Linked DNA regions of Homo sapiens: regions 2, 3, 4 and 5 are each linked to region 1. The links are chromatin contacts, found by Hi-C or POLR2A ChIA-PET in ENCODE. All regions are on one chromosome and are shown on one strand. The core of a region is the stretch at or near the end of the contact, and the rest is flanking DNA. Distances in the headings are between cores, read along the strand shown.

What was found. Hi-C counts contacts between places; a loop is a spot of excess contacts on that map. ChIA-PET counts read pairs that join two places held with the same protein, here RNA polymerase II (POLR2A). Pooled maps may share reads with other maps.
Region 2: a loop to region 1 is called in a map of colonic mucosa, with 4 times the contacts of the local background. The contact joins the promoter of LINC02971 here to the promoter of LINC01132 in region 1. A Hi-C loop is called at or near these places in 25 of 168 maps with a recorded cell type or tissue (CD4-positive, alpha-beta T cell, CD4-positive, alpha-beta memory T cell, Caco-2 and 19 more), 30 of 37 single-sample maps with no recorded cell type and 26 of 50 pooled maps. POLR2A ChIA-PET finds 5 or more read pairs at or near these places in 30 of 52 experiments (A549, AG04449, AG04450 and 22 more).
Region 3: a map of CD14-positive monocyte shows a loop between it and region 1 (2.8-fold over the local background). The contact joins the enhancer-like site here to the promoter of LINC01132 in region 1. A Hi-C loop is called at or near these places in 13 of 168 maps with a recorded cell type or tissue (B cell, CD14-positive monocyte, CD4-positive, alpha-beta T cell and 10 more), 12 of 37 single-sample maps with no recorded cell type and 20 of 50 pooled maps. POLR2A ChIA-PET finds 5 or more read pairs at or near these places in 21 of 52 experiments (A549, AG04449, AG04450 and 16 more).
Region 4: a loop to region 1 is called in a map of mammary epithelial cell, with 11 times the contacts of the local background. The contact joins the enhancer-like site here to the promoter of LINC01132 in region 1. A Hi-C loop is called at or near these places in 1 of 168 maps with a recorded cell type or tissue (mammary epithelial cell) and 1 of 50 pooled maps. POLR2A ChIA-PET finds 5 or more read pairs at or near these places in 7 of 52 experiments (BJ, K562, MCF 10A and 4 more).
Region 5: a loop to region 1 is called in a map of sigmoid colon, with 11 times the contacts of the local background. The contact joins the enhancer-like site here to the promoter of LINC01132 in region 1. A Hi-C loop is called at or near these places in 28 of 168 maps with a recorded cell type or tissue (Caco-2, Calu3, GM12878 and 16 more), 3 of 37 single-sample maps with no recorded cell type and 25 of 50 pooled maps. POLR2A ChIA-PET finds 5 or more read pairs at or near these places in 15 of 52 experiments (CD8-positive, alpha-beta memory T cell, Caco-2, GM12878 and 10 more).

Annotation. Positions count from the first base shown.
Region 1 is chr1:234,721,049-234,726,480 of GRCh38, reverse strand. LINC01132 (long intergenic non-protein coding RNA 1132) reads right to left here and starts at 2,439. Exons shown (of 3, transcript NR_038856.1): 1 at 2,399-2,439; 2 at 803-1,258. RefSeq lists enhancers at 1-405, 969-1,532, 1,533-2,095, 2,660-3,222.
Region 2 is chr1:234,953,017-234,958,448 of GRCh38, reverse strand. It overlaps LINC02971 (long intergenic non-protein coding RNA 2971), which reads right to left and starts at 1,250. Exons shown (of 2, transcript NR_186179.1): 1 at 1,089-1,250. LNCATV (lncRNA negative regulator of antiviral signaling) reads left to right here. Exons shown (of 4, transcript NR_125945.1): 3 at 371-770; 4 at 928-1,107.
Region 3 is chr1:234,930,239-234,935,670 of GRCh38, reverse strand. No RefSeq gene overlaps it. Among named protein-coding and RNA genes, the nearest start is that of LINC02971, 24 kb to the left of the region's middle. RefSeq lists an enhancer at 2,971-3,471. Within about 2 kb of position 2,055, at least 20 of the 41 ENCODE cell types and tissues checked have a DNase peak (open chromatin) inside an H3K27ac peak, as active enhancers do; they include CD14-positive monocyte, IMR-90, PC-3 and 3 more, where a contact is called at or near this core.
Region 4 is chr1:234,561,717-234,567,148 of GRCh38, reverse strand. LOC107985465 (a long non-coding RNA gene) reads left to right here. Exons shown (of 3, transcript XR_001737831.2): 3 at 822-2,556. Among named protein-coding and RNA genes, the nearest start is that of LINC01354, 33 kb to the right of the region's middle. Within about 2 kb of position 2,713, at least 10 of the 41 ENCODE cell types and tissues checked have a DNase peak (open chromatin) inside an H3K27ac peak, as active enhancers do; they include PC-9 and mammary epithelial cell, where a contact is called at or near this core.
Region 5 is chr1:234,860,766-234,866,197 of GRCh38, reverse strand. All of the region lies in intron 2 of LOC107985365 (a long non-coding RNA gene), which reads left to right. Among named protein-coding and RNA genes, the nearest start is that of LINC02971, 94 kb to the left of the region's middle. Within about 2 kb of position 3,062, at least 28 of the 41 ENCODE cell types and tissues checked have a DNase peak (open chromatin) inside an H3K27ac peak, as active enhancers do; they include ascending aorta, dorsolateral prefrontal cortex, endothelial cell of umbilical vein and 5 more, where a contact is called at or near this core.

The sequences.
Region 1 (5,432 bases), core at 1,190-3,689:
GGTTAGGCTCAGACATGCTGTGCCCCAGTGGACACCAAGCCGCCGAACTCAGTGTTGCTTCTAGAAGGTCACCAGGGGCTGGGAATGAAGGACGGGGATGTGGCTCAACCAGGCCCTGACCTGAGCATCAGCTCCAAAGTCAGTAGCCCTCTCTCACTCTGGGTAGCTGCTCCAGCAGACTCTAGGAGGCTGCTCCTGTGTCTGATGTGAGAGATCCACTTGCCCTTGGTTTTGAGTCGCAGGTTAAGGAAAGGGGACAACCGCCATATCAAGTTCTACTTCCAAACCTGAGCCTCTTCTGAAGAAACTGAAGTTCGTTTTTGGATCAATTCTGCCCAGCAACAAGTTTTTATTTGTACTGCCTCAACAACCTGAGGCAAAAGTGTGCCCCTGTCTGGCCTCCAGCTCCCAGTATCCCCTGGCTCTGCCAACCTCTGGGGACCCCAAGCCTGTGGGTCCTGTTTGTATGGGAACTGGTACACGTTTCTCCCCTCCTCTGCTCCTTTCAGCTCTCCTCGGCCATGTCCTCAGCACAGGTGTCAGCCAGGGTGTGTGGGGCCCGGGGAGGCAGGGAAGGACTGGGCATTCCAGCCAGCAAGGGCGGGAATGGGTCTGCTTCGCAACATCCCCAAAGGAGGTCAACCAAGTCCCCTTGCCCTCACTCCAGTAGGGCCCTCTTTGCTTTAACTTAGTGCATACCCAACTCTGAGCTGGGAATGCCTCCTGAGAAAGGCAGCCAAGGCCTGTGATAACAGCAGGGAGGAGCATGAGGAGGGATTTCTGGGGTCCATCTCTTACTCACCCATGTTTCCCTCCACGACCTTGACCCTCCTGGTGGCTCTGTCCTCTCCCTGGACATGGGACACAATCATGTACACTCTGGAAAGGCCAAGGAGGGCTGTTCAGAGGGCCAGCTGTGGTCCATCTGAAGGTGACAATTTGCCAATTTGTTTTACAGGAAGGCTGCCATGGGCCTCACAATAGCAGTCCCTGCTTCCGCCTTTCTGTCATCTTCCAACTAAAGAGGCCAGGAAATGGCCGAGTCAGCTCCTGCTGCAGCACCTCCTAGAATCAGAAAAGGCCTTTCCGAGAATCTTGCTGAACCCTGAGGGTGAGGAGTGTCAGATTTTGCAGCGGGGGGAAGCTGGCAGTGGAGCCTCCACTTCTAAGTAACCTTTGCTTCGGAAACCTGCCAACTCTCTGCCTGGAGACTTGCCTTTGATCACGACTTGTCACCTTTCAGGAGATGTTCCACTTTCTAAGCAGGTGAAAAATGAACCTGATTAAAAATAGGGAACTGGACTCTTCACAGAGTCCCCCTGTAAAGCCAAACTACTGGCTACACCTCCAAGGGGGAAAAGGGAACATCCCTGTCCCTCAGGTCCCAGGGCTCCGTGGGACCCAGGACCCCCGAACAGCCTGCAACCCTACGACGACGGCCTGGCCATGCTCCAGCAGCAGGCAGAGGCTTGGGCCACAGCCACGTACTGGCTCCTGCTCGCTGGGTTCACCTTGGTGACCAGAGGGCACTGTGACCGCCCATTCTCCTCCCTCCCTTCCTCCTCCCCTCAGTGCTTTATGGACCTGAGTTTCTGGAGCTTTCTCAAAACCGTGGACACGTTCCCAGTGGAAATCATGACATTTTCCGTTTCACATTACGCACTCCACAATGCCCCAGGAAGGGAGAGAGAGAGGGAAGGAAAATAGGGCCTGGGAGCCAGCCCCTCTCTGTCTGCAGCCAGGGCTGCTCGCTGCTCTGTTTATCCTGGAGTCACCTCCCTCCCGAACTTGACAGCCAGTGCCCCAGTGTTTTCTTCTGCAGTCAAAGGCCCCGATGAATAGGTGAACTGCCTTTTCTATCTGCTCATGTGGCACATCTGGATAAAGGCGTGCCTCTCTACTTTGTTGTGTTTTTTTAAAACTTTACTTTCCACTGCCATGGTAACTGCTGCATGTTTGGCAGAGGGAAAGAGGAAAAAAAAAAAAAGCTCGGAGAGAAGAAAAGGAGCTCTCAGCGCGGGGCTGGCGGCCGTCCAGGGTAATCATGCCGCAGAGCTGAAATGAGGCCTCTGGCGGGCAGCCAAGTTACAAAGAACAAAGCTGTCAGTTCCTAATGTTGGCGGCAATGCTTGTTTGGCACCCTTATATGGTTTCCCAGAACTCCCTGCCTTGGCCGCCTTCCATTCCCTTCAGGGCAGCAAACAGGATTAGCACAGCTCCGAGTTGTTTTTCTCCTCTCTCCTCCAACTGTTCCAATGACATCATCCCTGCTGCATTCATTTGCCAGCAGGGTGGTTTTTTTCTCTCTCTCTCCACCTCCCTCCTCCCTTCCTCCCTCCCTCTCCCTCCATTTCTCTCTCTCTCTCTCTCTCACACACACATCTCTACTCCCACTCACTTCCTGTAGCCTCCCCCTCGCCTCTGACTTTCTTTAAATGCAATGTTTTAGGTCATTCTTCTTGTCCAGCTTCTCTGTTAAATTAAAAACACCCTAGTGCTTGTACATTTAGCTGAATCAAGCCAGACGCTGTATTTTATTTTTATAACTGAATTCCTGTGAGATAAAAATCTCATTTTCCTTAGTAGGCTGTAATCAGCACTCACAGGGATGTGGTTTCCAACTGCCCCAGCTCGTGCTTCCTTATGAAGCTCCGCTGAGAAATGAACTTGGCTCCTGTTCAGGTTTAAAGGGCCCGAGGCCGGTCACACATTGCTCACTCATACACACACACACACACACACACACACACACACACACACAGAGGATGTGCACACAAAGACCATTATACATGTATGCACACACACATGGACACACGTTCTTGTCCAGGGAAGCCCCTACGGTTCCACACACGAAGAGCAAAAAAGTATTCCCTGAGACAGACAGACACACAATCAGTACCCAGTGTCATTCTTCCCCTTTCCAGGAGGAAAATAGGTGAATAAGTCAAGCTGAAAGCTGCTTCCGAAAAGACTGTTTTAAACTAGCAGGCAGGCCAGCGTTATGCAACTCATGGCTAGGTTCATTAAAGGAATCGAGGTTTGCCGACTGCACAAATGTTCCCCTGCCTGCCTCCGCCCCAGCCCCTCCACCCCACCCTGCTCTGATTCATGAACTAGTTTTCAGATTCATGAATCACTCGGGAGCCAGCAAGAGAAAAATGAGTAGTATTGATCTCATTTCAATTGAAATGGGCTCATTAAGGCCATGCTGGCTGTGGACGGCCTTGCACGACAAGACGCTGGCCGGCGTCCGAGGTCTGCAGGCGGGCGCCCGAGCCTGCGGGTGGGACAGGACTCCTTGGGTGAAGCCTCCGCGGAGGGTGCCCCTTCTTATTATTATTAAATGGACACAATATGATCTACTGGTACAAGGGACTCTGGCTGCACTCCGCAGCCCTCGTTGGGCAGGCCGGTTTTCTTCTTTTTGTGTGGCCCGTTTATTTTGTTATTTTTTTTCACAGTTAATGGAATCTCAGTGCAGTTTCGCTCCTGGATTTCTGGTGACTCTTAAGGACTACCTGAAGTAGGAATTCACCTTCTGAAACAACTGGCATATCTTGGGGTTTGTTTGTTTTAACGCAAACAAGGAGCTTTTTACTCTTCTCCCTCCAGACCTCTGCCTTGCCACCCTCCTTGTACCGTCTTCAGCGAGAAGGACTAGGGGCTAGGAACCATCTAGACTTGGAGTAATCTAATTTATGTGGGGAAAATTTCTCCACCAACTGGATGGCTGCCTTCACGTGGACACCGGTTTTATAAAACCACTCTTTCCCTTCCCAAATGAGAATAATGGTTGAGGAAGCAGCAACAGAGCCTGGGTGCAGAGACATCACAGAGGGAGGCGTTAGGCCCCTGGGGCAGATGTCGCAGAGGCCGCCCACGAAGGAGCTCTCTTCTCTCCCACTGCCTTTCCTCTCCCCACTTGAGTTCCAGCTCCCTCTTGACACGAGCTCCCCTCCCCTTTCCAGCCCTTCGCCTTACACTTGTCCTCATGTCTGGGGAATCTTTTCCTCTTCCTCTCTACAACACCGGTTGGGCACCGTGTGTGAGCAGATCAGGAGAGGCTATTAGCTTTGATTTGCAGCTTCCAAATGGATTTTTGCATGGTTTCTTCCTCCAGCTCCTTCCACCCCCACGCCAGCCCTGGGAGATTAAAAACAATGGACTGGACACATGCTTTTCAGAAAACCCAAAAAGCTGTCAACCAACACCACAGAAGGATTCCATCCTAAGAGGCATACTTTTGGATCCAAGAGTTTAGAAATGAGATTCTTATCCATTGACTTCAGAGACACCGTCATGCATTAGACGCATTTCCCTTGGCAGGGATTCGACGAAGTGACCTTACTCCCCTTTGTTCCTGCAGTGCCCGGAGAAACTGGGAATGACCCAAAGAAGGAAAAGGAAGGTGTGTTTGTGTGAATTTCAATCAGCAATTGGTTCAGAGTCAAGAAGAGCTGTTTTGCCTTCCGTGAGGTCTGTCTGAAGGTGCCTTTCAGCTCTGAGCTGCCCGAGCATTCTTGGGCTGAATCTGCAGTCAACCGGAGCCCTAGGCCTGCCGCTCCCCCGTGGGTTAAAATCACTCCCACAGATTTGCTGGCTGGCCTTAGAGCAAATGGGGATAGTGGGTTGGCTCAGGTTTTGCATTAACTCGTCTGATATTTTCCACTGCAGCCTCCCATTCTGTGATAAAGCTAAGTTGCTAGGAAAGCTTTATGTAACACCCACCCAGCCTCAGCTTCTCAGAGAAGCAAGTGTTGTTTCCAGAGTTCCCCATAAACCTGGCAGCACATCAAAACCTCTGTTTCATAACAGACTAGAAATAGGATTTTCTAATAACATTCCAAGGACTGGACTTATCGTGCAGGGATCTGCACTTTTATGAATTGTTAATGGTTAACTAAACAAAGACCCCCAGCATACCCAACCTGCTATCTCTGGGGTCAGGATGGGAAGGGAAGTTGGAAGAATGTGGTTTCTACATCCACAATCTGTTGGTTAGTGACCCAGGGCCCTTTTCAAAGAATTTGCTCAATAATCTCAAACATATTGGAGGATCTTATTCATGTTTTTAAAAAAGAAAAAACTACCTCCTTCCTGCTTCTCCCTTCATTCATGGAGAATGTGGTTTCCTTTTATTTTGTTGCCAGACACACTGACAGTTATGGATTTAACCCCCAGCTTTCCTCTGGGAGAGGGCAGCTTTCTTCCAGACACACCTAGATTTGGGGGATCCAAATATCTTCATGCAATAGACAAACCACACATTTCATACTCCCCTCCCAGAATCGTGGGTTGACAGAGTGATTACAGAGAGAAGGGAGCATGAGGTTGCCACGTCCCTCCTCCCTCACACCCATGTGCTCCTCCCGAGATGCGGTCCACCCCATCTCATCCGATTCTGGTTTAGATTATCACAGGGATGGGAGTTC
Region 2 (5,432 bases), core at 1-2,500, 230 kb before region 1:
CTCCCAGCTTATTGTGATTCAGCAAGACCCTGGCGTGTCACTTACGGGAGGTGGCCTTGCTGGGCATAGTGCCGGCCAGCCAGAGACCCTCAGTGAACAGGGGGCGTTTCCAGAGGGCCTGGTGTTTTCTGCATGGCAAGACTCCTACAGAGAGGCTGACCTGGTTTTCAGAGAGCAGTTTGCGTTTCGGGTGGCCCTGGGGGCACATGTTCCCATTGGATTCCTGCACTGGAAGTAAGCTTGTGGGGCCGGGCTGCCAGCAGTGCCTGCCTTGTACCAGGGCTTTTTTGGTATGGAAAACTTTAGAGAGGCGTCACCACCACCTCTTTTTTGCTCAGCATTTGCTCATCTCTCCCCACCTGCTTTTCAGGGCTCAAGCCTGGAAGAAGCCTTAGGACGTGGGGGAAATGTCTAACGTGGAGTCCACCTGCTGAGCAGGACCGGGTGTGAAGGAAGAAGCTTTGTTCTGATTCCTCATGGCCCAGCCACCCCTCGCCTGAGCTGAGCCTGGCCACAGGGCCCGCCTGCAGGAAGGGCTGGCCCATGGCTTCACACTGGGCTCAGGCTGCGCTAAGAGCCCCGGGTGAGGACCTCCAAGCCCAGGAAGCCTCAGTTGGCCAAAGTGCTAGATGCGTGTGGTCTGCTTTCATCCCCGCTTCCCTCAGAGCTTGCATTTTCCAAATTCAAGAGAGGCTCCACCTTCAAGAAGACCGGCCTGTCCCTGTTATTTATGTGTCCCCCTACCATATCTCCCTTTGTTCTGCAGAGCGGTACGCATAAAAAGCTTTTGGGGAAGGGGAGAAGTGTGGCTCAGTGACTTGCACAGGAAATTGGAAATTGGATCCCCAGGTCTACCCCCACTCCTCTGACTCATGCTTAAACAAACCCAACACATGCCCTGACCTTTGCTCTCTCCCTCTATTGCAGGCCATACCTGCCAGCAGCCTGCTCTCCCGGCCATGCTGCGGTTCACAAAAGTCCAGCATTTGGCTAGCTTCCTGGGGGAATGAATCTTTCAGAGCCAAACTAATGCTATGCATGCAGCTTATGATTTTTTTTTTTTTGTCTTCAACAAAGTGAATACTTACTTTTTTTTTGCTCTTTAAATTGTCATCCATTATATTCATCAACACAGAGAGATGGAACATTTGGCAAAATTATTTTAAGTAGCACTCCAACCTGTGATCGTAATTTCAAATCAAGGAATTTGCTGAGCAGCTGTGGGGAAGAACAAAAGGCCTGAGAGTGATTTAGGGCCTGGGGGAGGGGAGGCGGTGGAGTTGAAGGCCCCAGCCGGTAGCAGAAACAGCTGGGGAGGTAGGTTGTGCACACCCCGTGGGGGAGCCGGCCTTCTCAGCCCTGCCATCCCATCCACACGTGCCTCATCAGAGAGTTTTCGTCTCCTGAACATACCACATGCAGCACTTTAAAATAGATAAACTAAGAGGATTCAGATTCAGTTTGATACCCTCGCTGAGAGCTTCGGCTCGGGAGTTGGACAGGCCTGGCCTTGAATCCTGGCTCTGCCTCTCACCAGCCTCAGTTGCATCATCTGTAAAATGGGGCTAATGTAGCAATCACTTCGCAGATATTACTATGAGGTTGAGTGTTTATTTGACCCAGTCACTGGCATAGAACAAGTGTTCAAAATACTATTATTATCACCAATATGCAGAAATGTTCAATGTATACACTCGGTTTTTGCAACCAATTTATTCAATGAACATCTATTGAGCACCTGTTATGTGTTAGGTGCAGGGCTGGGTGTTGTGTGGGTACAAACACATAAAGCATAGGAATTAATATGCTATTAGATAAACTAAAAAGACTTCTATTGACTTAAAAAGTAATAATGACTTCTAAGCATATTTAAGTAATTTACGAAAGAGCCTTTCTTTTTTTTATTTTTGAGATGGAGTCTTGCTCTGTCTCTCAGGCTGGAGTGTAATGGTGCTATCTCAGCTCACTGCAACCTCTGCCTCCCGGGTTCAAGCAATTCTTGTGCCTCAGCCTCCAGAGTAGCTGGGTTTATAGGCGCGTGCCACGACGCCCAGCTAATTTCTGTGTTTTTAGTAGAAACGGGGTTTCACCATGTTGCTCAGGCTATCTTGAACTCATGACCTCAGGTGATCCACCTGCCTCGGCCTCCCAAAGTGCTGGGATTACAGGTGTGAGCCATTGCACCCGGTCAAAAGAGGCTTTCTTAACAGATGGTCTATTAGAAGCAATTTGAAAAGAAAATATAGAGTTGAAAAAAATAAAAGGGAAGCTGCATTCTTTTTAATTGTTTTTGAACTTGTTGCTTTTCAACACAGCTATTATCTAAATTAACTTAATTTCTTAAAATAAGCCCTGCTTGATACCCGGGAACCTTCAATCAACTAATTTGCAGATAATCAGACCTATTTACAAATAGTCTGGTTTGTCTGAGTGACTTTCAGTGACACATGCATACTCAGAAAGGGTATCATTTGCCAGGGATTAGTCAGTTCTGCTGAATTACAGTCTTCAGAATGAGAAGTCATCTAGTTCAACCTTTCATCCTTTTAATAGAATTTCTGGTGGATAACAGCTGAGCTTCTCCTCCGACTCTGCTAGGAATGGAGAACTTACTACTTCAAAACGTAGATGCTGCCTGGGTTGAGCAGCTCTAAATGTTCAAGATGGAATCATTAATAGGAAACTAATTGAAAAGAATTTGCATAGCACGTCTCAAGGACAAAAATCCCTTCTGTTGTTTTTTCCTTTTGTCTTGGTCTGCATCTCTGTCATTTGGTGGTGTTTGGACTGCCTGTCTGTCTTCCCTTTTTACTCCGAGCGGCGGCCTGCCCTCTGCCCCCTGCCCCCAGGGGAACAACAATGGCCCTGATCACAATTGGGTGGCCAAGCATATCATGCCGTGGAAGTTTGGAGCCAACACTCAGTTCCAGTTGCTCCTCTCCTTATTCTCTAGGGTGGCTCCACTAGGTTCTGCTTTCTCAGAAAACAGCAGTGAACTTTGTTCAGCCGAAACCCTATTTCCCAAGCTGATACTTGCTCACTGGCCTCCCCTCCTCCAGCTGCTCCCAACTGCTGACCACTTCTTGAGCGCACTGCTAGCTGCTTCTGCTGTTCCAGCACTTCCTGGAAGGCAGCTGCAAGCAGCCGAGGCAGATGGAGCCCAAGCCCTGTTGCTTGTGGTCTTGGCTTACTGAGCCTGAATCCACGACCGGATCATTAGAAAAGGGACGGTGTGTGTGCCTACCTTTGAAGCCAGTAGGCCAAAAGAAGGGTGAGCAGGACAGCGCCATAACACCTAGAGTTACTGTGTTTGGTTCACACTTCTGGTTTCCTGCAGAATTGCTAGAATTTTTAAAAAAAGGAAGCAGCAAGTTGAGAGCAACTAAAGTAAAAAGAGAAAAGTGATACAAAGGGAAAGGTTTATTTTTGGAGCTCTTAGATTCTGAAACTCCTTCTGACTCTTTTATCCTTTTACCTCTCCCTTTCTCCTCACTGGGCTCTTTGTCCTCATGGGGACTGTGCATCTCTGGTCTCACTCTAGCTCTGGGTCCCTTAGGCTCTTCTGGTTTTCTGGCTCCTGGAGTGAGCCCTTTCAATGAGGCCCTCCCTCAATTTCCCATCCCTCTTGTTCTTCTGCCATCCAGACTCATCACAGCCCAAATCTGAGACCAGCTGGCTGCACCGCTGGCTACTCAGAGCGGCTGGAGACAGCCATGCCCTGGGGCGACTTGTTCCATGGTGATCTGACTGGTTCATGCAGGGGTCTCGGACCTCACGGACCTCATCAGGAGCATCAAATGGGGTTTTTTTTGGCCGGAATGATATTTAAAACAATTTGATTTAGTTATGAGCATTTAAGAAATAGGAGGTCACCAGAAAATCCAGAGTTTTAGCTCGGCAAGCAGAGATGGAGAGCTGGCGGTACCCGGTCTTTACCCATTCTGGAAGGACCACTGGCTGGAGCTGAGAGGCAGTGGCTTCTCTGACATGGGGCATACACTCCATTTTGCTACCTTCTCTGCAACAACAGAGAGTGTCTTCCTGGACCCCAAACTGAGAATCAGATGCCTTTAATCAACGGGCTTGCTTCCTCCCACTCCCCAGACAACCTGATTCATGAGATGCCTGCCTGTTCCCCGTGGGCATCTGAGTTTGCAGCCCATGCTCAGTAGAGTTTATTCGGCAATCCTTTTCCTGACCTATAGCAGACTCCTAGCCCACCACATTTCTAATGCAGCTGTTGCAAGTCTTGTCCAGACCTTTCAGACCCTTGATCTCTCCGGGAGATTGTGCCTCATACATTATTGAAAAGATTGAGGCCACACAACATGTGCTCTAATGCCTCAGCTTTCTGCCTTTCTGCTTCTAAGGTCTCTGTTCTCTCTCCATTCCGTCCTCCTTCCCTCCTTTCTGACTCTCTTTTTCTTTTTTTCATCACTTTTAAAAATTGTAAAATAGAATGTACGTACAGAAAAAGGAGGCCGAGGCAGGAGAATCACTTGAACCTGGGAGACAGAGGTTGCAGTGAGGCGAGATCACGCATTGCACTCCAGCCTGGGCAATAAGAGTGAAACTCTGTCTCAACAAAAAAGAAAAACAAAAAAGAACCAAAAAAAACCCCCCAAAACCAAAGATATACAGTTCAGTGATTTATCACAAAGTCAACACCAGTGTCATTATCAGCCTGATCGAGAACTAGAACTCTGCCCTCCCTCACCCTGGACGTACTCTTCATTCCCCCGTCCACCTCTACCCTCCCTCCCTATCAGAGGCGACCATTATCCTGACTTTTTATGTAAAGCATCTTTGTTTATCTTTACCACCTAAATATATATATAAACAGATGTTTATAGCAGTTTTATTCATAACTGTAAAAACTTGAAAGCAACCAAGATGTCCTTTAGTAGGTGAATAGATAATAAACTGGGATACATTCAGGCAATGCACCATTATTCAGTCCTCAAAAGAAATGAGCTATCAAGCCATGACATGATATGGAAGAACTTTAAATGCATATTACTAAGTGAAAGAAGACAGTCTGAAAAGACTATATGCTGTGTGATTCCAACTATATGTCATTGTGGAAAAGGCAAAACTGCAGAGGCAGTAAAAGGATCAGTAATTGGCCGGGCGCAGTGGCTTACATCTGTAATCCAAGCACTTGGGGAGGCTGAGGCGGGCGGACCATGAGGTCAGGAGATCCAGGCCATCCTGGCTAACACGGTGAAACTCCGTCTCTACTAAAAATTCAAAAAATTAGCTAGGCGTGGTGGCATGCGCCTGTAGTCCCAGTTACTCGGGAGGCTGAGGCAGGAGAATCGCTTGAACTCGAGAGGCGGAGGTTTCAGTGAGCCAAGATGGCGCCACTGCACTCCAGCCTGGGCAACAGAGCAAGACTCCGTCTCACACACACAAAAAAAGAATCAGTAATT
Region 3 (5,432 bases), core at 806-3,305, 210 kb before region 1:
ATGAAAATCCGCAACTGTTTTAATTTTCCTGACATTTGGAATGCTTATATTTGAGACTTAAATATGTCTATTTTTATAATTTCTGACATTTTATTTTTCTTGAGACCAAGTCTCACTCTGTCACCCAGGCTGGAGTGCAGTGGTGCGAGCTTGGCTCACTGTAAGAAATCACTTGAACTCCCCCTCCTGGGTTCAAGCGATTCTCCTGCCTCAGCCTCCCGAGTAGCTGGGATTACAGGCATGATCCACCACGCCAGGCTAATTTTTGTAATTTTGGTTGAGATGGGGTTTCAACCAACTCCTGACCTCGTGATCCGCCCACCTTGGCCTCCCAAAGTGTTGGGATTACAGGCGTGAACCACCTGACATTTTATTTCTAACGGACATAATCAGACAGGAGATTTCAGCTGTTCTTTTCAAATAATACATTATAGTATATGGATTTTTTTTGTCACCAATAAATAAAAAGCCAAATTAGATAGAATCACCAATATATACATTTTTTTCTTTCAACTTACATTTTTGAAGTACAAAAACTCTGGGTCTGGTGAAAATAATCTTCAGATAAATTTGCTGAATTATTACCATTTTATTTATTTATTTATTTTTATTTTTTTAGAAACAGGATCTCACTCTGCTGCCCAGTCTGGCTAGTTTATTTTTAATTTTTTTGTAGAGATGGGGTCTCAGTATGTTGCCCAGGCTGGTCTCAAACTTCTGGCCTCAAGCAATCCCCCAACTTCAGCCTTTCAAAGTGCTGAGATTACAGGCATAAGGCATGGTGCGCGGCTCATTTTATGCTTGTTGTGAAGTTCCTGTATTTCATCATCAGGGTTCTTATGCTTCTTGTCTTCAGCCAGTGCTCCACCGTGGAAGTAAAATAAGCAATATATGACAAAGACTAACTTAATGAAAGACTGTATATGGTCAAATCCACTGACGGTCACAGGGAGTGAGTGGTTGAGTCACAAGTACGCTCACTCGTTTCTGCAAACAGTCACACAACCAGGACATTCTTAAACAGTTCTGTTTCAGAGGCGGATGATTTAAATAATCAATTTATTTGAGTTAAAAAACAGAAATAGGGCTGGGCACGGCGGCTCATGCCTGAGATCCCAGCACTTTGGGAGACTGGGGTAGGAGGATTGCTTGAGCCCAGGAGTTCAAGACCAGCCTGGACAACATAGTGAGAGTCCAGCTTTACAAAAAATAAAAATAAAAAAATTGGCCAGGTGAGGTGGCTCATGCCTGTAATCTCAGCACTTTGGGAGGCCGAGGTGGGTGGATCACGAGGTCAGGAGATCGAGACCATCCTGGCTAACACGGTGAAACCCCATCTCTACTAAAAATACAAAAAATTAGCCAGGCGTGGTGGCAGGCACCTGTAGTCCCAGCTACTCAGGAGGCTGAGGCAGGAGAATCGCTTGAACCCGGGAGGCTGAGGTCGCAGTGAGCCGAGATCATGCCACTGCACTCCAGCCTGGGCAACAGAGAGAGATTCCATCTCAAAAATAAAAATAAAAAAATAAAAAAAATTAACTAGGTGTGCTGGCCCATGCCTGTAGTCCTAGCTACTAAGGAAACTGAGGTAGAAGGATTGCTTGAGAGCCTGGGAGGTTGAGACTGCAGTGAGCTGTGATCACATCACTGCACTCCAGCCTTCTTTAAAAAAAAAAAAGAAAAAAGAAAAGGAAATGGACACAAAATACCCTTAGTTTTTTTTAGTGATTCAAACCCCTGGGTCACTTTGTTGTTGTTGTTGTTGTTAGAGATGGGGTCTCAGTATGTTGCTCAGGCTGGAGTGAAGTGGTCATTCACAGGTGTGATCATGGTACACTGTGGCCTCCAATTCCCATCCCAGCCTCCTGAGTAGCTGAGCCTACAGTGTGTACCACCACACTTGGTTTCTGGATCGCTTTTGAGAGATTTTGGAGTGTCACTGGCTGAAGGACCTTTGTCTGGCTTGGCAGAGCCTGGCCCTTGGGTGCTGGCCATGGTCTCTGGTTATGTGGGGCAAGCCTGACTCATTCTTCCTCTTTGAGGCTCCTTTGCATAGATTCCTTGCACACATCACTTTTTCATTTTCTATAGCTCAAAACAGATTTCAGTTTCCAAGACTGTAACTCAGCGTATGTGCATTTACATTTAGTTTGGGATATGCTAATGTGGTCAGCAGCACATTTCTAGAAAATTGCTCCCAGTGGCTGCTACTGCAAAGTTAAAGTTCTGATTTAATGTTGACCCTCATTGACCGTGGGCGGGGAGGCTGACATTTTCATCCTCATCCCCAGGATCTTGGAGGAGTGTCCCCTGTGGGTATGGTAGCCTCTGGGGCCCTGAGCTGTGGACAGCGGATGAGAGGTGGAGTGAGCCTGAAGGGCAGTTGTTGTCACACAGAGCCTGGAGAAAGCATTTGGGAGGAGCTTCAGCCCTGGCATCTCCTCTTATCAGAGTTCCTCTGGGCCAGTCAGTGCGCATGTCACTTTCTTGCCAGGTCAGTCAGGCCTGTGTAGACACATCCCCGGCCCCTTTCCTTTGGAGCTGTGGTGTAAGCCCAGAATCAGTTCCCATCCATGGCCAACAGGGTCTTCCTCAGGCACTGGCCCCAGCAGAAGGACATCCCTCTGATCCCCTGCTCTTGGAAAACATCGCAGAGGTGGATGTGCTTTGCCGGGTCAGCAGTGCCAATAATAGTGCTGAGCCATGAACCCAAGGGCGAGCAGGAAAGAAAAGAGGATGGAAGAAAGACAAAGAGGAAATAGTATGGAAAGAGAAAAGAAAACTGAGAGAGGGGAAATGTGTAGAAAGACGAAAGGAAAATCAACATGCCTCATGGGGATGAGTCCTGTGCTGGTGGCAGTGCCTCTCCCATTAGGCACTGTCACTCCCAGGCTGGACTCAATCTCTCTCTGTTTTGCACAATGAAGATTAGGCAGAATGTGAATGGCATAGCAAGTGAGAGCCTGCTGACGTGGCGTGCTCTGGGGGATCAATGCCCATGAAAGAGAAATGTGACTACATTAGAAGCTCTGCAGAGGCAGATATTCAGAGCTTGTTCATCCCCGTACCCCAATGCCCAGGAACAGTGCCTGACACGTCCTAAGCACATGATAAATATCTGTTGAATTAAATCGAATGTTAGGTGAATGCTGAAGAACGAAGTTGGATCTGCTATTGTCCTCGCATTCTCATGGATCTAAAGGTGAGTTCCTCTACTCCTCTAGGCTCCCATATTTAGAGACTACAGCTCCATGTCTACCCTTGACTTGGAGCGATTCTCCCCCAACGAGGAGGACACACCTGGGGCAGCACAGGAGGAGGTGGCTGCAGCCAGGTCGGTGGACTGGGCCCGACACAGGACAGACAGTTTCGTTCGTCTATGGTGCCGCTGGGGCTGTACCTTTTGGGTTGCTAGGAGTCAGGAATAGCATGCGAGCCCTGGAGGGAGGGGGATGGAGATCTAGAATAAAGGCCCTGTGCCTTGGACCCATGCAGCATTTAAATCGTCATTCTGTTGTAAAGTAGGTGGCGTTAATATTTCTCAGGCGAATTGTCTCCCCCATGGGGAAGCAGAGCTTGGGCATCAAGCTGTGCTGAGTTGGGTGCTGGCTCCTACGCTGGGAGCCCCGGTGTAGACTGGGGAGGGGGCGGGGCAGCTGGAGGGCTCCAGCCATGTTTCTGCTATTTTCCACCGTAACGCTGATGGGAGCAGGGCTGTTGTAGGAGTTCCTGGACAAAGCTAGGCAGGAGTCTCAGGATCTCTAGGATGCAGGACAGGTTTCTTCCCCTCGGGTTCTGTCCATGAGCAGACCAAGAACCTTTCAAATGACAGTGGTCACATTATTTAGTCTGAAACTGGGGTTTCCAAAAAGCCTGATTCCTTGTATAAAGTCAAATCAGCAAAAACCCACTTGGACTAGGCTGCATACTTGGCATTTGCAGCCTCTCCCTATTGATGAATTCAACCTAACTACATGTTTTAAACACATTCTACATTCAGGGATGCCATGAACAGATGTGCAGGTTGGGCACTGCACAAAGGTGCTTGGCTTAGCCAGGAGTGTGGAGTGTGTGGGGGGAGTGGAAGGTGCATGGGTGCTGAAATACAGATTGTGCTTCTCTGTTGGATGTGCTCTGAGGGTTGCCTCCACCAGGAAAGAGGTGACTTTTTCTTCACACAAGGGCATAGCTCCACAGAGCTGTCATGCCGGCTGGTAGGCACTATACATGTGAGGGGGCTCCAGCTCTTTTCCCCAGGCTGTGTGCGTGTTGGGGATATGAGAGTGAGGAAAACAGATCTCTTTCCCTCCAATTGCAAACAGACTCCTAGAAAGACAGGCACCTATACCAACAATTGCAATCACACCACTTCTCTTTTCCTTTCCTGTAATATTCCTTTCTGATTTGTTGGAATGGTAGCCAGCTGTTAGCAACCTTGAAAAGGGGGCTGGGCGCGGTGGCTCACACCTGTAATCCCAGCACTTTGGGAGGCTGAAGCGGGTGGATAACAAGGTCAGGAGATCGAGACCATCCAGGCTAACAGGGTGAAACCCCTTCTCTACTAAAAATACAAAAAAATTAGCCGGGCGTGGTGGCGGGCGCCTGCAGTCCCAGCTACTCAGGAGGCTGAGGCAGGAGAATGGCGTGAACCTGGGAGGCGGAGCTTGCAGTGAGCGGAGATCGCGCCACTGCACTCCAGCCTGGGCGACAGAGCGGGACTCCGTCTCAAAAAAAAAAAAGATAAGGCTACAGTGCTCTTAGGGAGGACCCACAATCTCTGCGAAGGAAGTTTCCCCTTGTTCCCCTTTGGCAGGAAGTAGAAGCCCAGCTGAGGGACTCAGCAAGGGGTCCTTTCATCCCATAGGCTTGTCCCCTAAGGATACATCCCATAGGCTTGTTCCCCTTTGGCAGGAAGTAGAAGCCCAGCTGAGGGACTCAGCAAGGGGTCCTTTCATCCCATAGGCTTGTCCCCTAATGATGTGAAGTCATCACAAACAGGCACAGGTGGGACAGGATGCTGAATCCCAGCTCCAACCATGGGAAACATTGTAACAGAGGACAGGTAACACGTGACAGCTCCCGGCCTGAAAGGAAACCCAGTCAGCAGAACTTTCGTTCATCAAACTAAGAGGGATGTTGTGGGTGTGTCTGTGAACATACTGCTTCGAGGCCAAGGCCGCTGCTCTGTTGGCCTCAACCCCATGGACAAGGAGGATGTGAGCTGGGAGGTTCCTGGGTTGGCATCCAGACTACTGGTCCTTGCTTCCACCTGGACCTGTGCATGGGGGAGCCAGGCACTGGCCCAGATACCAGCCTGGCCAGGACAGCCAGGAGAGGTGTGGCAGCCCCACCCCAAACCCATGGGGCCGAGTGGGTGGGTCAAGCTCTGTGGGCACATGAGACATTAGCCAGGCTGGCAAGACATTGGTCAG
Region 4 (5,432 bases), core at 1,464-3,963, 160 kb after region 1:
TAATTCATTCATGAAGGCAAAGCCCTCACAACCTGATCACCTCCTTAAGGTCTAATCTCTCAACACTATTGCTCTGGGGACTCAGTTTCCAACACATAAACTTTGGGGGACATATTCAAACCATGGTACATGATTTCTTATTAACTTGATTTTTCAAAGTATTGTCTCCGTTAATACTCCTTTAATTCACTAATAGGTAACTTCACATTTGTACACCTGTTGTCTATAGCTAACTCCCAGGCCCCTTCTCTGTTCTATTGATTAGGCTTCTTTGATTGCAATTAAGAAAAACACAATTTAGGCTTGGCGTGGTGGCTCACGCCTGTATTCCCAGCACTTTGGGAGGCAGAGGTGGGTAGATCACTTGAGGTCAGGAGTTCGAGACCAGCCTGGCTAACATGGCAAAACCCCATCTCTACTAAAAATACAAAAATTAGCTGGATGTGGTGGTGCACACCTGTAGTCTCAACTATTCAGGGGGCTGAGGGACAAGAATTGCTTGAACCCTGGGGCGGAGTTTGCAGTGAGCCAAGCTCGTACCACTGCACTCCAGCCTGGGCAGCAGAGCGAGACTCCATCAAGATAAATAAAATAAAATAAAATAAAATAAAATAAAATAAAATAAAATAAAATAAAATAAAATAAACTCACTTATGCAAGCACAAGACTCTAATGGCTTATATAGTTGGAAATACTGGGTTGGTCAGAATTGAAGCAGTAACTAATAGAACCAGGGCCTCTGGACTAGAACTAGGAATTCTAAGTGACCATATCTCATCTCTATCTGTATTTTATGATTTTATGTTTCTCTTTATTTATAGAGCTCATTCTCCTCTACTGCAGAAAGGCTTTGCCCACACAACAGAAATATGGCTCCTGGCCTCTCCAGCTAAGCAACTCCAGTAGAAAAATTCCTTCTCGTGTTGTGTGTACATCAGTACAAAGGGAAGGATTCTGGCCATTCTCCACGTATGATTGGGACATCGGATGATTCTGGAGAGGGTTCCTGTAAGCCACAGCCCCAAAACAAACCCATGGAATAGGGGAAGGAAAGTTCTCCCTCAAAAAGGATGCTGAAGAGCAATAGTTTTTAAAAATATTCTTTACTACCATTAATCAAATAATAAGAGGCTTATGGGCAGAAATATCAGCAGGGGAAAATTAAGGCAGAGTAATTGTTAGGACCACAGAACCTGGAAACAGCTTTCCTGGGTGAATTCCAGCCTCACACTTAAGCTGTGGGACCAAATTACAAGATCTCTTTAAGCCTCACTTATTTCACCTATAAAAAGAGAGACCAATGTTCCCTATGTCAGTAAATTACCATGAGGATTAAATTTATATAAAATGCCAAGCACAAAGTAATGATTATAACGGTTGGCTATTAGCTGCTTCTATCACTATATTGCTGTTAGTATTAAGATCATACAACAGGTACATAGTAAATGCTGGAGTCTGAACTAAAGCAATGCCCCCTGATGCCTGACCTAAAGTACTTCCTACTACAGTGTGAATTAGAGCAGGTGAGCATTGGAGAGCAGCAGGTAAAACAGTAGTGGAGGTGAGTTAAGCAGGATTATGCTGCTGACATTTCTAGATCCTTGCCAGAGGCCAAGTGTCCAGTGACCTCTTCTTTATTTCTTACTTTATAGTTACTATTATCACCCATTTTATAGAATAGGAAACTGAGGCCTAGAATGATTAACTTGCCAGCAGGGGCACCCACCTAGGAGGCAGTGGAAGCTCTCCTTTAGGACCTTGCTGAGGCATTCGCAGAATAAGCAGGTTCCTTAGTGCTCTGGCTAGACAGGATTAACGCTTGTTTCTTTTGTCATTGCACTTGCCTAGTGGGCTGTCCAGCTCATGGTTGGCACTCAGTCTTTTCAAAGAACAAATGTCAACCATGACAATTGATGAGGAAGAAAGCAGAAAAATGTAGAACTCAGACTCCACCAAGATGTATGTTAGTTGGAAGTTATAGATAAGTTTCCCTCAAATATATAACTGTCACTATAGCCACTATTTTATGAATTAGATGCCTCACTTCCAGGCAAACTTGGAACTGATTTTTGTTGCAAGAATGAACTTAGATCTACCTAAGACTTCACCATTCTCATTTTTTACAATTCAGAAATTTCAAAATAATAAGCGTATGCTAGGTCATCTGTAGACCTGTTTCTCTTTGTTACTCAATCCCACAGTCTGACAGTCTGCTCTGAATTTCTGTAGGCTGTATCATTCTGTACCTGCAGGAGAGCGGTGACTCAGCCTGTGGAATAACTCCCTTTCCCTCATTATGACATGTCACCTTTATTTCATTGCTGTGGCATGTTTCTTGCCCTGTGGCTGAAAAACAAGGCAACCCAGTCAGGAAACCAAAGCAGATTCTCTACTTCTGAGTCAAAGCGTGAGGTCTGCCAATCTAGACCTGGAAGACATGCTCTTACACCTTGCCTAATCCTCCAAGGAAGTTGTTTTTCTCTTCTTCAACCCCATCCCTTCCCTCCCACCAAGCCCCTAAGAAGGCATAACCATGGAGCTATTTTTACCTGAAAAATAAATCCAGGGGACGAGATCTTTTAGGTTGCATTTATCAAAACAGTGAATGTTCAGATTGTTGGCTTATTTAAAAATTAAATATTTGTTTCTGCAAGGATTGATTTATCTGGTGTTGGTAGTACTGGGTTACACACTAGGATTCTATGAGTTACACACTAGGATTCTATGACTACATTGCAGCTGGATTGTCAGGCTGTCTGTGGTCATAGAGACAGCCTGGATAATGAATGAATAGAAATGTCAGGGCTTCGAGATTTTCGAGCCCCCTTTCCTTATCTGGAAATGGGGATTAAAAAATAACTCCTTTTTAGGTTTGTTGTAAATGAGAATATATGTAAAGTACATGTAAGAAGATATCTCTTATCTCTATCAAAGTAATCTTTCCTATTGACTTGCTGTGTAACCCTCACCACGATACTGGTTTCTGCCTTAATTGTCCCAAATGATAAAACAGAGATAATTGTATTTGCCTCTAAATCATGTTTTCAAAAACTTGAACTAATGAAAGTATAAATTAGTATAAATTTTCTGGAGGCAATTTAGTTTTATCTATCAAAAAATTATATATGCATGTATGTGTATATATCTCCTTTAATACAATTTTACTTTAGAAATTTGTTATAAGAAACTAATCAGGTATTATTCATAAGTATGTTAATCATGACATTGTTTATAATATGAACAATTACAACAACCTACAAATCCTACAATAGAAGATTGGTTAGGTAAATTATTATACATCATTATATAAAGGAATATCATTTATGTAGTCAGTAAAAATCATGTTGTAGAAGAATATTTATTTTTAGGGCAAATGTGTGTTTTGTAAACAGCAAACAGCCAAAAGGATACACTGGTATTTTTAATAAATAAGAAATGTACATACATACATAGAAAAAAAACACTGGAAGGCACACACTGAAACATTCATCATAATGCTCTTTGGTTGAAATCCAAGTGACTTTTGCTGTCTTCTTTTATGCTTTTCTGTGTTTTACAAGTTTTCTTTATTTCTCTAATTAGAAAAAAAGATCTTAAAATATGCTGTTAGGCAAATCTCCTTTTCAAATGAGCATTATAGTTTAATCCATTATCTCTACCTTTAAAATGCTTTGGAACTACTTAGACAAAACTTTGTAGGCTGGGCGTGGTGGCTCATGCCTGTAATCCCAGCACTTTGGGAGGCCGGGGCGGGCAGATCACAAGGTCAGGAGTTCAAGACCAGCCTGGCTAACATGGTGAAACACCGTCTCTACTAAAATCACAAAAATTAGCTGAGTGTGGTGGCGTGCACCTGTAATCCCAGCTGCTTGGGAAGCTGAGGCAGGAGAATTGCTTGAACCCCAGAGGCGGAGGTTGCAGTGAGCCAAGATTGTGTCATTGCACTCCAGCCTGGGCAACAAGAGCGAAACTCCATCTCAAAAAAAAAAAAAACAACTTTGTAAATGTAGGCATTGAAACAAAGCTGAGAGGAAACAGCTCAAAATGTTGACAATGCTACCTGCATGTCATGGTTCATAGGTGATTTCATGTTTGCATCTTATACTTTGTGTTTTCAAAGTGTCTACACTCTGCATGTATAACTTTTATACAACAGAAAAGTGCTAGTAAAATGTCTGTTGAATAATTATTATTTATAAAGAGCAATATTTTCTGAATGTCTTCTGTGAAAGCCACTTTATTCGGGCTTTTATCTTAGCTGAATTTAGTTTATCTTGCACTCAGTTTAACTGGCTCAAAGAAAGCCCCTGTTTCTCAGTTGCACACTGCCTATTTTGAACAAAACCGAATTTCTTTTTAAAATCTTTCATTCCTACTTAGGGTCATTTTAATTTGCAATACCGAGTTGTTCAAAGCTCAAGCCCCAAGATGCCTGAGGGAACACAGCGCTCAAGCACAGCCAGCCGAACCGGAGGAAGGCCTGAAAACCTTCCAGGCCTGTCTGGCCTCGTGGGATTGTCAGATGGATTCTAGATCAAAGGGGTTTCGGTAAATGCATTAACTCTAGGCTCCTGCTTTCCCCTAAGCCTGGGATCCACTGGATGCTTGCCCATTTGGGCTGAGACCTACGGTGGCTGTTTTTGGAGCAAGGGTGTCTCAAGGTCACATCGAAAGAACTGATTTTTGTGTCTGGTCAAACAACCAGAATGTGTTTACTAACATGAATGAGAATTCCAAGGTCAATTCTGGGTTTCTAGCAAAAGAAAAAAAAAACACTGATATTCAGGATAGGGATAAAGAGTAAACAAAGTGATAGGTCTAGTGCTGAAACTCCCTGTGTGGTAACTACTCTACAGATGCCTCTCTATGACCCCCTTCAATGCATACCCCACCCTCTCGCCAACAAACTGGATCTTATCCTGGACATACAATGGGCAAATAAATTTGGGACCAGATAATGTTTGCCCCCATCTTTTTTCTTTTATTAAAGGACAAGAGTTACTTTTAGTTTTTGAGGAATCTTTATACTATTTTCTTTTTTTTTTGAGACGGAGTCTCACTCTGTCGCCCAAACTGGAATACAGTGGTGCGATCTTGGCTCACCGCAGCCTCTTCCTTCTGGATTCAAGTGGGATTACAGGTGCACGCCACCACGCCTGGCTAATTTTTTTTGTATTTTTAGCAGAGACGAGGTTTCACCATGTTGACCAGGCTGGTCTTGAACTCTAGACCTCAAGCCATCAGCCTCCCTCGGCCTCCCAAAGTGCTGGGAGTACAGCTGTGAGCTACTGTGCCTGGCCTCAGAAGTTACTTTTATATTCGAAAAAGACTCTTACTGACAGATGTGAGCAATGATAATGTGTTCTTAGAATAAACACCACCACAGATTTTTTTTTTTTAATGAAAAGCAATAAAACTAACAAAGTATTTCA
Region 5 (5,432 bases), core at 1,813-4,312, 140 kb before region 1:
AGCCTGGCCAACATGGTGAAACCCTGTCTCTACTAAAACTATGAAAATTAGCCAGGCGTGGTGGTGAGTGCCTATAAGTCCGGCTACTCGGGAGGGTGAGGCAGGAGAATTGCTTGAACCTGGATGACAGAGGTTGCAGTGAGGCAAGATCATGCCACTTCACTCCAGCCTGGGCAAAAGAGCGAAACTCCATCTCAAAAAAAGAAAAAAATAATAATAAGAAGAAGAAACGGTGCTTCCCTCCTTGTTCTCTTGGAACACTTACTCTGGGGGATGCTAGCGCCACCTCATGAGGACATTGAAGAAACCATACAAACAGGCCCATGCAGCGAGGGCTAATGGTCCCCAACAGTCAGCATTGACTTGTAGGCTGTGTGACCATGGGGACATCTCAGAAGCAGATCTTCCAACCCCAGTCATGCCTTCAGGTGACAGTAGCCTTGGCTGACATCCGAACTATAGCCTGTGCCAGAACCATCCAGTGAAGTCACTCCCAGATTCCTGACCCACAAAGACTATGACATAAGAAATGCTCACATTTTGAGTGCTAAGTTTTGGGCTAATTTGTTACACAGCCACTGATAACTGATACACCCATGGCAAGGACACAGGGACTTCTGACTCAGTCTGGATTCTCAGTCTGACTTGCCTGTGTTTCCAGCTAATGTTGAGTCCTATCCACCGAGCCTCCCAGTACTGCTTCTGGCGACATGCAGCTGCACTGAGGCATTTGAGACCTGGTGTTTCTACTATCTGGATCACTGAAGGAACCTTGGATGCTTTTTTCTAAGCCTGGTAAAGCCATGCAGCAGATCAGCAGGAGGGCACACATTAGCCCACGGGCTGCCTGAGCCCTGGCCTGCAGCTACTCACCTCCTCCTCCTCCTGGGGCTTCACTCCTGTGCTCATTCCATCAGCTATGAGAGTTCAGCTTGACACACAGAGCCTGGTCTCACAGTCACTTATGAGGGGCCATGAGTTCCAGGGTTTCAAACCAGAGAAGATGGGGCTGATATATTTTGTCCATCAGAAACAGCAGAGTCCCACCATGCTAGAAAGACTGTTAGGAGGGTATAGTGAGCCTGGCATGGAGCAGGCACTGAATTGTTTGGTGACTGAGGGGGACTTGGTCTTGCATCCTCCATCACGCTGCTCAGAGAGACGTGGGGCAGAGGTTGTGCTGTGTGTGTGTGTGTGTGTGTGTGTGTGTGTGTTTGTTTGTTTGTTTCTTTCTTTTTATTTTATTTTATTTTTGAAACGAGTTTCACTCTTGTTGCCCAGGGTGGAATGCAATGGTGCGATCTCGGCTCACTGCAACCTCCACCTCCTGGGTTCAAGTGATTCTCCTGCCTTAGCCTCCCGAGTAGCTGGGACTACAGGCATGTGCCACCACGCCCGGCTAATTTTGTATTTTTAGTAGAGTTGGGGTTTCACCATGTTGGTCGGGCTGGTCTCGAACTTCTGACCTCAGGTGATCCGCCCTCCTGGGCCTCCCAAAGTGCTGGGATTACAGACGTGAGCCACCATGCCTGGCTTATTTATTTTTATAGAGATAGGATCTTGCTTTGTTGCCCAGGCTGGAGAGCAGTGGCATGATCATGGTTTACTACAGCCCCAAACTCCTGAGGGGGTGATCCTCCTGACTCAGCCTCCTAAGTAGCTTGGATTACAGGAATGTGCCGCTATGCCCAGCTAATCATTTATTTAGAGATGGGGTCCCATCGTGTTGCCCAGGCTGGTCTTGAACTCCTGGCCTCAACTGATCCTGCTGCTTTGGCCTCCTAAAGTGCTGGGATTACAGGTGTGAGCCCCTTGCCCAGCCTGCACTGTTTTCTGGAGCTCACACTTTCAGAAAGAAATAGGAACACTGGAGTGGAAGAATGGGCGTGGATGAAGAGATTGATGGGGACTTCCAACTCATGCAAGCAAGTGCAGCATTTGGCAGGGGAGGCTCACAGCACATCCCACTTCTGCAAGTCACCAGTGGGTCTTTTCTTGCCACAGGGATCCATCTAGGGGTCCAAGGTATGAAGTGAGTGGGAGGGACTTACAGAGAGACACACGTCAGCTCTGCCTGGAGAAGGATGTCATGGATCTCAGTGGCACACCCAGGTCTCAGAGAGGCAATGAGTTGCTTGTCACAGGAGTTGTTTATTCCCAGCCAGGTGGCTGGGATGGGAGTCTCAGGAGATGAGAGGACTATACTGTTTTTTTCCTGGAGAGGTACATTTCTCTAGTCTGTGGATCAGGCTCCTAAAAGTCCTGCGGAGGCTGCAATTCTGCTGCTTCCCTGCCATGGACTGCCAAATGGGCTGGGTGAAGGAAGGTCCTATTCTCAATGGCATTTCCAGGACCTCTCTGTGTGTGTGATCTGGCTACTTTAGACAGCAATGGTATATTTGCCTTGGCTGATGGGAGTCCCTCATCCCTTGAGCAGTTTTGTGGAGAGCAGGAGAAATGTATCACAGTGTCTTGACGCTCCTGAAAAGCGTATGAGTCACTAGTACCAGGGAACCTGGCGTCCTTTTCTCAGTCATTGAGCTTGCGAGCCAGATCCGAATCATCTTTCCTTCTGCAGTCCTTAATTATGGGGGAAAAAAATGGACTTGTAGAAACCAGTCCTGTGTTTCTGGATGTGGAAGGACTCTGAGCTTTCTCTTGGGCAGAGGGGTTGGAAGGGGACAGGGCACAGAGGGCAAGGGCTCTGCATGATGCCCAGGGGAGTAGAGTCCAGCCTCCAGCCTCTTGTCTCCCAGAGCCCTCCCTGGTGGTCAGTGTTGTGGCCTTGAGCCCCCAGTAGGCCAGTGCTCACTTGGATCCTGCAGCCCAGGCTGGGGCTGGGGATGAAATCTGTGGCCTCCATCAATCATAGCAAATGCATTGTCCCCAGTCGATGACAAAAGGCCAGGAACTGGAACCTCCCCAGACCGACTCAGCTAGTTCACTTGGCTAGAGCCCAGGCTGGTGGGAACCGGATGTTTTGTGGAGGATTGGCGTCTCTCTCCCTGCCTGTGCCCCACGCCGCTCAGTGCTTTCCCTTGGAGTCCTCAACCGTGGAACCGGTGCATTCTTTCCTGGGCAGCTGCTCTGCTCACTTCCAACATGTTGTGCTCTGAGCTCATAAAATCAGAGGAATCAAAGGCAGAAGCTGCAAGCGCTCAGGCCTGCGGGGACCGGCGGCTTTGGAAACTCCAGTTTGCTTTCTTCTTTCCATGTGTGGCAGATGTGCCTGTCTCATCTTGTAGCGCCTTGGCCAGCTTTTGCTTTTCCGCAGAGGAAGGTAAAGCAAAGCTGTGGCCAGAGACCCCTGAGGCTGGAAAAACGTTTAAAGCCCGAGGGGGAGGGCTGCCCTCCCAATGCAGATAAAGGAATGAAACAATAGAGCAGTTGTCCATTTGGAATCCTGGGAAAAGCTCAAAATACGACAGGGAGGTCAGATCAGGCTGGACCCATCTGTAGCACTGAGGGCTGGAGGGGGAATGTTCTGGGCTTGGAAGGCTTCTCTTTCCCCTCTGGTCTCATGAGCCTACTGTCTTATTAATGAATTTGGTTTGCCTAGAGGTCCTGACTCAGTGGCCAGTTTGGTTCCAAAGCAGGTAGTGGCCCCTCTTGAAAAACAGCTGCCCACCTGTTGACCTCATCTTTTAAAAACATGCAGGACATCCATCCACGTGAGAGATCCCTGTGGGTCTCATGGGCCATCCCTGGCTGCCCCTTCATTCTTGACCCTGCCCCATCCCTCCGGGGTCACATTTGGATCTGGGAGAAATATTTGGCAAATGTGAAAATGATAGGTTTAGCAAGAGCCTGAGGAACTGGTAGGGAAAGACTTGTTTCGTTCACGTTTACTTTTTGAACAGATAATTCATTTTCTTGGTTCACAAATCAAAACTATAAAAACCATGACTTCTACCCTTGCTCCCATTAACCCCAACCCAAGTAACCACTTATATTAATTTCTTGGGTGTCTTTATGATATACAAACAAATGTGTGTGTATAACTTTGTACATATATATTTTTTCTTTTTCTTTCCCCCTTTCACAGAAAGGAACTGCAGCGGCCTTTGAGAGAATGAAAAAATACTCAATCTCACTTAGGTTCAGAGACATGCAAATTAAAACTATAATAAAATACCCATGTGGCAAGGCTGACAGAAGTTAGCATTCTGTGCAAACTGGTTTGGACTTTGCTCTTTTCACTTACCTGTGTATATATCTTGGACATCTTTCAAATCAGTACATAAAGAACGTCCTCATTCATTTTTTACAGCTTAATAGTTTCCTAGTTATGGACACATCGTAAATTTATCTAACTGGTTTCTATTACAGACATTTGATTTGCTTCCAATCTTTTGCTACTACGAACCATGCTACCCAGGATGCTTCCTATACATGTAGGTATACTGGTAGAATAAATTAAGGCAAGTGGCATTATTGAGATAAAGGGTAAACATATTTATAATTTTGGTAAGGGTTTTCAGACGTCTTCAACAGAGTGTACACTATGCACTGCCACTAGTAAAGAATGAGAGTCTCTCTTTCTCCATAGCCTTGCCATGCAGGCATTTCATTGTAGTTTCAATTTGTGATTCTCTTATTAAAGTGAGATGGAGCACTCACTTTAATTCCATTCTTTCAAGACCCATTTGCATCTCCTTTTCTATGAGCTTCCTCTTCATCTCCTTTGCCCATCTAAAGAAAAACTGTCTTGTTCACTTTGGTCTTTTTCCTTAACCATGCCTAGTAGCTATTTGTGTGTTAAGGAAAGATTGGCTCTCTGGGATATGAGTCACTCCACATTATTGTTTGTCTTTTAATTTTGCTTATGTTTTGTGGATGTCTAAGTTTTTTAAAAATTAGGTGGTATAATATAGTAATCTTTTTTTTGTATGAATTCTGGATAAAAGAAAGGCCTTCTATTCTCCAAAGTTCTAAAGGAATTTGCCGATATTTTCTTCTAGTTCTTCTATGGCTTCTTTTCTTTTCTTTTCCTTTTCCTTTTTCTATTTTTTGAGACAAGATCTTGCTCTGTCACCCAGGCTGGAGGGCAGTAGCACAGTCTTGGCTTACTGCAGCCTTGACTTCCTAGGGCTCAGGTGATCCTCCTGCCTCAGCCTCCTGGGTAGCTGAAATTACAGGCACGTGTCACCATGCCTGGTTAATTTTTGTACTTCTTGTAGAGATACATGTTGCCCAGGCTGGAGTTTTCATTTTTCAAGAGTTTGTATCTTGGCCAGGTGGCCAGGTATGGTGGCCCATGCCTGTAATCCTAGCACTTTGGGAGGCCAAGGCAGGTGGATCACCTGAGGTTGGGAGGTGGAGACCAGCCTGACTAACATGGAGAAACCCCATCTCTACTAAAAATACAAAATTAACTGGATGTGGTGGCATGTGCCTGTAATCCCAGCTACTCAGGAGGCTGAGGCAGGAGA